2 separate regions of the Homo sapiens genome follow, and region 1 is linked to region 2. A link is a loop called in an ENCODE intact Hi-C map of the cell type or tissue named here. Cell type or tissue: heart left ventricle. All regions are shown on one strand. Each heading gives the region's core, and the rest is flanking DNA. Links, peaks and the distances in the headings are about the cores only.

Region 1 (4,381 bases), core at 105-4,104, 500 kb after region 2:
GGATGCCAGGCATTCACCATCAAGAGGCATCTTATGCTCGCCCTTTCTCCGTTCGTTGGCCATTGAACTCAGAGCCCACCTGGCTGTTATGGTGTCTTCTCTCCTGCCATGTTGGATGCACACCTTCCTCACTCCTGGTACGAGTGAGCTTCCTCCAGAATGTCACTGTTCCAGTTCATCCAGGCAACTAGCTCAAGGACCCGCATCAGTACACCCCACATCTTGGCCTAGCCCTGGCACCCTGCTCCCCAAGAGCCTTCCTGGGAGGGGCCATGCTCCCCATTGGCCTGATCTTCCTGGGTCTCAGGTCCCAGGGCTTACACTTAGTGGACTTTGTAGAGTCCACAGGGACCTAATGTTGATGCCTAAGAAGAAATTTGATGCATGGTTTGCTAAACTCAGACCTCATGGCCAACTGTAGGAACAAGGACTGAAGCAGTGTGGCCCTGGAATCACAACCCTGCTCCCTGTCTTCCCTTCTCCCTGTCTTCCCTGCTCCCTGTCTTCCCTTCTGAAACCTTATGCCCCAGGCCCAGTTCCCAGTGAGTGGAGCCTCTGGGCAACCACAAGAATTCTTTCCTGCCATCTGATACCTCACCATATGGCCAGTACCACGCATGCTCCCTTGGCTGCAAGACGGAGAGGGAGCCTTCACGAGTGGGAATGTCACTCATGCACGGTGGCGGGAAAGGGTGCTCCACATCTGCTGCTCCAAAGTGTCCCTGAGAGGACCGTGAGGAGCTCCGCAGGACTGGCGTGACGCTCCATTTGCCACCTCCCCCGCTTTGTCTCATCTGCCTATTCCCAGTGGATGAAGGAACACATGAAATCCTTGCCTCCTCTGTTCAAAGAGGAGGGTCAGCCATTATGTTGGCAAATTGACACTTTCTGTACAGAAACTGATGTGAATGGCTGCCCTGATGAATGCATCAGTTTCTGTGATGAAAAGCCTCTTTTAGCTTGAAGCTGGACAAAACCTAGTTTGTTAGAAAACAAGCAAAATACTGGTGTTGGGGCCCCATCAAGGTGGAAGAGCCTTGGTCAGGTGGCCCTCTCTGTTCATGGTGCGCCAATGGCTTCCTCCCTGCCACCCTGTGGTGCCCGGCCACACCTCCCACAGTCTTTACAACCGAAATGTGAGGAGACAACCGCACCCTCTGTCCTATGATCTGGCCCTACGTGAGGTGCTGGGAAGAGTGACCAGGCAGGTGATTCAGGGCCAGCCTCACCTGCCAGGATCCCAGAGTGGATGGGGCCTGAGGTGCTGGCAGAAAAGTGTCCCCCATGCTGGTGGCCTCTGTGTCCACCTGGCACAATGACCAAGCACTTACTGATCAGTTTCTTAATTCAGGTAGGCTTGATCTGTGGGTGGATTCATCGTATAGGAGAGTACATGCACTAGATAAAGCATGATTCACGGTCCACACTGGGTGCGGTCAGCGACGGCCACCATCAGCAGTGAGCTCTAGTCAGAAACAGACACATGAGGAAGGGGAGCCACACCATTGATTCCAAGGCCAAGTGCTATGTCGTGGTGTTCACTGGATACATCTCTCAAATTGGAAGCAGGAGCTCATTCCAAAAAAAATGGTCCCGAGAGGCACGAAAACACTCCCTTGGGGTGGCCTGCCTATCTGCTGCAACCATGGGGTTTGGCCGCCACCGTCTGGAGCAAGTGCAGCCCCATGGAAGCAGGCAGCAGAAGGGTGGAACTGTTTCCAATGCCTTTGTCTCTAGGCTGTCCATGTATGCAATGGCCTCACTGCCGAGCTGGCCCCCATTCCATGTGTCTGTGCAGCACCACAGAGCACTGACCCTGGGGACCTCCTTGCCTGGAGAACTTCATTGACTTGTTGGCTTACCTTGATTAGGTGGATCGTGTTCCAATCAGTCACAGGTACCATCCACAGATTCAAGGTGGCTGAAGAACCGCTCCAGCGAGAGGCATTCTCATGCTCCTAGCCCAAGGTACCTTCAAGAAGTCTGGGTCTGACACCAAGTCCTGCCGGTTCGCCATGGAGGTAGGTACCTGCTGGTTCGCCATGGAGGTGGGTACCTGCTGGTTCGCCATGGCAGTACTCACACCATGCAGGGGCCTCTGCCTTATTCTGCACTAAGTCTACTAAGCTCCTGGGGTCCTGAGCTGCATTGCTGCACAGAGCTTGGGTTTGGGGAGAGGCGTTGAGGGAGCCACAGGGTCCTAGGGCAGAGTTGGGAGTTCTGTGCCTATGCTCAGTGTCAGCACTCACAGCATGGGGCAGGGGAGGGGAGGGCCAGGTTTTTTTTCTCGAAATTGCCTCCTCTGAGACCATAACTCTCTTGTCTTGTTGGTAAAATGGCTCGTTTTGCTTCTGGAATTGGACATTCCTCAGTCTACTGGCCTCATTCCCATGGGAGGTGTCTGCATGATGATCTGTTTCATGAGGTAGGTTCCCACTTTGGAGAAGACATTTAAGACATTTGAGATGTTAATTCACTTTGTCCATACCTACCAGTTCCGGACCCTGACCAGATAAAACTTTCAAGAGGTTTCCAGAGAAGTTTCCCAGGCCTCTTCCCAGCCAGCACAGGACTGGGCACTTTCCCATAAATGCACCCTGCCCAAGGACCACTGTCTCCGGGGAGCCGCATCGGCCTCAGCATTTCCTGTATCCTTTGCTTCACCAGGCTTGATGGATGACAACTTATCTGAACTCTGTGACACTGAGGGAGACCTTTGAGATAGGCTTTGCCCGGCGAGCAACTGAGCACAGCCTCACACCAGCCCTGTCAGGAGAGACAATCTTCCACAAAGCCAACCAGTTACACTTGGCCACACAGCTGTTGCCCACAAAACCTTGGCAGCCACCCTTTGCATGGCTAAAGTCACCAATCTCTCTGATGGACAGTCCATTTTTGCCATTTTGTAAACAGCAGAGTCCCTGTACAGACATGAGAGGTTGAGGAAGCGGTATAGGATCATTGATGCTGGACAGCTAAGCTGCTAAGACCACCAGCATTGGCAACAACAACTCCTGTGCTTAGCCCAGCAGGGGAGCGTAGGAATGGCATGGGGAGAAAGTGGGAAACCTCTCTCCCTACCCCAGACATGCTCTGCTGCTGTTCGGAAATTATGGAGAATTTCAAAATAGTGGCAGCAGAGCCTACATTAAGCAGGGGACTTATAATTTCATAGGCTGCGACCCCGGGAAGATTGTCTGCTCAGCCCTATACCAGCTACCTTCAACCCAGCATAAACATCCCAGGAAAGAATATTCTCTAGGCTTCATGGGCCATTTCTGAATCCACTGGCACAGAGCCCATGCCCTGTATTGCTCTCCTCTCAACAAGCCCTGCCCTCCAGCCGTGGTGCATTCCCATCTCTGCTTCTTCACTTACCTCTGGCTTAGAATGCAGGTGTGACCTCTTGGGGCCCTCTAGACAGATGCATATTCTCTCCCTGCATTCCAGCAGAACATCTGCTGGCTGACTCAGAGATGCCTGGTAATGATGGGCAGGGTCCCAGAGACCCTCCTGTCCGAATCCCAGCATCTGACAAGTCACATCCCTTCATGGTTTCAATGCAGGATCCTTTCATCTTTACTAGAAAGAGACTCAGGGATTTTTTTTTTTTTTGAGACAGAGTCTTGCTATGTTGCCCAGGCTGAAGTGCAGTGGCGCGATCTCGGCTCACTGCAACCTCCGCCTCCCGGGTTTAAGTGATTCTCCTGCCTCAGCCTCCGGAGTAGCTGGGATTACAGGCGTGCACCACCACGCCTGGCTAAATTTTGTATTGATTCTGAAGGATTCCTAACAGAGGTATTGTTGCAATCACATATGGAGTTATCTGTATAGAGTTAGTCATCTGTTTAGAATTCTCTATAAAGTCTCTACAGTTATTTGTATAGAGAAACAACTGCATAGGCCAAACTGGGCATGCCCAAAGAAGAGATGATGTCAGTGTTATCGTTGATAATGGAACACACACAGGAGGGAACGTTCAAAAGCAAACAAAAAACATACAGAAAAAAATTTACTTGAGGACAAATAATTTATTATTTTGAGTGTTTCACCGTTTGTAAAATTAATAGAAATATAAATCTCAGCCTTAAAATAAAAGATGGAGTTGGAAATTTCTCAGAGCTTTGATAGTTCTAGGAAAACTTAAGTCTTTATTACACCATTGTGTTAAATCTAACAAATTAGAGAGGGAATGACATTTTCATATATTGAGTCTTCTGATACCTGAGCATGGTATATCTCTCTATTTATTGAGATATTTTAAAATTTTCCCCAGCAATGTTTTACAGTGTTCTGCTTACAGGTTTTGCACCTTATTATTTTTAAAAATTTATTTACTTATTTATTTATTTTGAGACAGAGTCTCGCTCTGTTGCCCAGG
Region 2 (4,381 bases), core at 270-4,269:
CCTGGTCCCCACTGCGGCCATCTCCGGTGGATAGATGGACAGCATGCGGTGGTGGTCTGTGGAAGTGGGCCGACCACAGCCATGCCAGAACCAGCCTGACCCATGGCCTGCTCATGCCTGTGGAACCCCAAAACCTGACACAGAAGTAGCTCCGTTCATTCACGAGAGGCCTCAGGTGTGGCTCCTGGTCACTTTAACATCCACGTGGGTAGCAAGTGACAAGTAAATACAGAAAAATACCTGCATTATTGAGCAGCCATTCTCCAGCTGAGTTAGAAGAATCTTCCAGGCAGACGGATCAGTCTGTTCAGGTCAGCTGAGAAAGGAAAGAGCTCAGTGTTCAGAGGTTCAGAGAAGTGACAGGACTGGCGAGGACAGAGGGCGGAGACAGGCAGACCCTGGACATGTTTCTGTGCCCGCTGGCCTTCCTTGGCTTCATCTAACTAACAAGAAGCCCTCTGCAGAGCCTGCTACGTGGGGCCCGGTGGCACATGGAAGAGATGGGCTTTCAGGGGCAGTCATTTGGCCCACTCAGATGAGCCCCACTAGCAGGTCTCGAGTGCTGTCCTCTCCACCAAGATCACAGGAGTCGATGGTGAGCACCCACTTCCCCAGCCCCATCTCCTGCCTGTCCTGTAGGGCAACTGTCCAAAGACAGGGCTGTGGACCATGCCTGGGTGTTCACCCATCGTACTCCATCTCATGTCTACCCGTAGTAGTCATTACCTGCCCTCAAACATTCCGCCTGAGGCTGCCAGTTCTTGTAGGAAGTGGCCCCGGTGCCAGGCCAACAGCTTTCCTAGGCTTCAGAACACCGAGATGATTTCGGGCCATCACTGATCTTCACCCACCAGAGAAGTTTTTCACCAGGGGCTTTTCCTGACGTCAAAGTAACAGCCAGGTTAAGGGAACCCCTGGCCTGGGGGTGTCCCCCTGCCCACCCCCTGCAGCCCACAGCCCACCTGTCCTGCCTGCTGACAGGTCTCCTCCCACTCCTCCCGGCCTTGTTTGCACTGGAAAGTTGGGGTGCATCGGCTGTGCACCTGAATGTGTTATTTGCTTCTGCTTAAAGATCATAAAGTCAGTAAATTGTTTAAAATATAACTCATTTGAGGGTCTAGCTCCTGCAAAGTCTGTTTGTCTTCTTTCAAAGCATGCCTTAACTCAGCCCCTTCCTTTATAAAACAGTCCAGCTCCATAGAAATTTTAAACAAACTGTCTCTCTCCTCTGGGCTTGGACTCAGCCCCCTCCCGGTCACAGGCCTGCCTGGAAGAAGCAGGTTGGGCCCTCTCAGCCGCTTCTGTTTATATCTGGGCCCATTATCATGAAGGGCACTTTTATTTGAGGAGTTGAGTATTACATTAGCATTATAAAACAAATTGTTTTTCCATTGCTTGAGAGCCAGGGAGAATAAACCTGGACGGGCCATGGCCTCCTATTTAAATAAACTAACGTCATCCTGGGTACCAAGGAGCCTGATTCGCCCCCCTGTTCCCCGCTTGGGCCGAGTTGTCCTCCCGGCCGCCTCTTTGGTCCCCTGGCCTCTGGGGCTCAGTGGGCTGTTCCCAGGGAAGCCTTCACCCTCTCTCCACCAGGGCTGTACAGTGACCCCGAGTCCAATGGCAGAAAGGATGGGGCTCATCACAGGGCCCAGGACCCCAAAGGTTACAAAGCACCCACCCCTCCCCATCTGACCCTCACCACCCCCAGCCGCACGCTTGGGCCTCCCTCCTCCTGTGCCTCCGGGACCGTCTCCCCACCTGCGGGAGGCCAGGTGTGTGGCTCCAGAGACCCTCCACCTGAACTACCCGCTCCCAGAGCCCCAGTCAGGGCCGCCAGAGGTCGCGGAGGGTGAAGCCAATGGGCCTGGACGCCGAGGCCGGGGAGAGGAAGGAGCGAGGTAATGGCTGTGGCTGGAGACCCTCTTCTGACTCCCCAGGCTGCCGGGTAGGCCTACTGTGGGATGGGACTCAGGCGACCAGACGTGCTCTCCGTCGCCTCCATCCCGGCCGCTGACTCCGCTGTGTCCCCTTGGATCCATCACCACCTCCAGGCAGCCCTCCAGCGGGTTCTGGTGGCGCCGAGAGCTTCGAGGGGACTCAACGCGCTTTGTAGGGCCTGTGAAATCCGGCTTGTCGCATAAGCTCCCTGAAGAAGAGAACAAACTTCCCAGACCAGGGGCCCGCGGGGAGCGGTGCAGACACCGCGGCAACCCACCCCGAGCCCGCCGGCCCTCGCTCCGTGCGCCCAAGGGGCGTCCCCCGAGGTGTCGCCTGCAAGGCAGCCGCGTACGTCGTTCTCAGTGCGGGTCCTGGGGGCGGCGGTGCCGGGGGTACGGCCTGGGGTCCCGTCGGTGTCCACTGCCCGCCTGGGCGCTGGGGCCGCAGATCGGGGCTACACGGCTCGCGCCGACCGAACGCTGCCGCCAGAGCGGTGGAAAAGCGCTGGGCAGGCCGGCCTGGGGCTTTCGAGCTCTGCCGCCGAGCGCAGCAGAAATACGGTGTGCAGGCAGGACCCGAAACAGGAGAGACCGGGGGGACCGGGGAGGAGAGGAAGGCTGGCTGTGGCAGGAACCCGGGCGCTCGGCACCTCCCCTGGTCCCGGGGGCCCTGAACCCCCGCCGCCGTCGCCGCCGGACCCCGCGATCGTCCTGAACCCGGGCCGGGCGCTTTCGGTTTCCCGGCGCTCTGCGGCGCTGCTTTGTTCACCCTGCGCGCGCGGTTCCCAGAGTCCAGAGCTGCGGGCCTGAGGCTGAGGGCCAGGGAGCGAGGCGAGCACCCGGGGCCAGCCACGGAGGAGTCCCGACCACCACGGGAGCAGGGGGACTGGGAGGCAAGAGGTCGGGGGAGGCCGGGGTCAGGGCGGGAGGAACCCGATGGGTCCCGCTGCGGCTTCAGGCGCGGGGTATAGGGTAGGACCAGGAAGGGGACTGAAGCCCGGGACCAGAGCTGGGGGTGCCAGGAGCGGGGCCTCCAGTGGGAGCTCGGGGGTCCTCGCGGGTTCTTCTGGGTCGGTTGGTGGCTACCCATCCCCAGAAGCCTGGCTGCATTCCCCTATAAGGAGGCTTCGGAGGGCCCGACTGGGTTTCCCCTCCAGGGCACCGGGTCGCAAAAGCGGCGTCGAAAACTCATGAACAGGCGGCCGGGTCTGGGGCCGCCGGGGCAGTCGTGGCGTGCGGGGGCGGGGGTCCTGCCCATCAGGCTGACTTCAGGGTCTCGGTCTGCGGCCTCCCTGGCCGTCGCTGCCTCCTTTTCCAGGTGCGCCTCGGCCCAGGGCTCCCAGCCACCACCTTGGGGCCGCAGAAGGCGAGCGGTCACACCGGGGCTGAGGTCAGGAGCCGGCTCACCCCCTCTCCTGCGACTGTTCCCTGACCTGCGACTGTTCGGTTCTCCCGACTGGCCTTGGTCGTTGCCTTTTAGGGTCTCGGTGTGACCAACTAAGCAGACACTCAGCGGCAGCGCCGCGCTTGGGGAGACTGCAGGGCAGAAATGGGCCTAGAGGTGAAGGAGCCCTTCCCAAATCGGACAGTCCCGGGGCTGGAGAGCCGGGAGCAACCCAGTTCCCTGAAGAAATGATTGCAGCTGCTCAGGCAAAACACGTAGGCCTGGAACCAACCCTGGGTGGGCGTTTAAGGGCTTGAGCCAGCTTCTGCCCCTCAAGACTCCCCAGGGAGCACGCGCCTGCGGGGAAGGACGTGGGCCGGGTGGAAGGTGGCCCGGAACCCCGGGAAGAACGCGGGCAGGGCACCAGGCAGGCAGCCGGGCCAGCGCCTCCAGCTCCCGCACCTTCGGCCCAGGGTCTCCAGCACTGGGAAGGCGACAGCGGCGACAGTGCACCGTCCCCCTTGCACGCACTGAGGAGCCTGTCTTGGAGCTGAGACCTCCTCGCCCCCTCCGAGCTTACTGAGCACCCGGCCGGCAGCCCCCCGACTCCCCAGGATGCTGCCTTGACCCCACCTAATCTGGTCACTCACCTCCTAACCTTTCAGGGTCCAAGAGGACCCGCGTCCTGCCCCACCTTGCTGGGTGCAGAGCCGGGTGCACGCGGGACCCGCACTCGCTCTGGGCGAACACGCAGCGCCCTTCCCGGCCTCAGGCCGAGCCGGACCGCAACGCCGCTATTAGTAAGGACTAAAAACAAAAGTTCTCCCCGAAGCCCACCTTTCCCCAGTAAGAAGGTGTCAAGGGTTAAACCGTTCGATTTGCCCTTTTTCTTGATCTTAGAGGGAAGAGGCAAGAACTCCTGGCACCTTTATGGGCCTCAGACCTGTGGCTGCTGCCAGCAGTCTCAGTCCCACTAACTTTGATCAGCCTTATTAATTCCAGCTGTGCTCTATTTGTTTGTCATTTTCCCCTTTTCCTCTGGAATCATTATTTATAG

Evidence for each region. Hi-C counts contacts between places; a loop is a spot of excess contacts. Peaks named below come from ENCODE experiments on the same cell type or tissue, not always from the same donor. Only the 100,000 strongest peaks of a DNase experiment are listed, where the experiment ranks them.
Region 1: a loop joins it to region 2, with 7 times the contacts of the local background. A loop is called at or near these places in 1 of 110 quality-filtered maps.

The regions. Positions count from the first base shown.
Region 1 is chr5:3,235,630-3,240,010 of GRCh38, forward strand. No RefSeq gene overlaps it. Among named protein-coding and RNA genes, the nearest start is that of LINC01377, 60 kb to the left of the region's middle. In heart left ventricle, for the core only: no CTCF peak of the experiment used is centred there; no DNase peak of the experiment used is centred there.
Region 2 is chr5:2,737,006-2,741,386 of GRCh38, forward strand. It overlaps a transcript of IRX2 not described here. Among named protein-coding and RNA genes, the nearest start is that of IRX2, 12 kb to the right of the region's middle. In heart left ventricle, for the core only: no CTCF peak of the experiment used is centred there; a DNase peak (open chromatin) is centred at 2,476; H3K4me3 peaks cover 1,067 bases; H3K27me3 peaks cover 3,912 bases.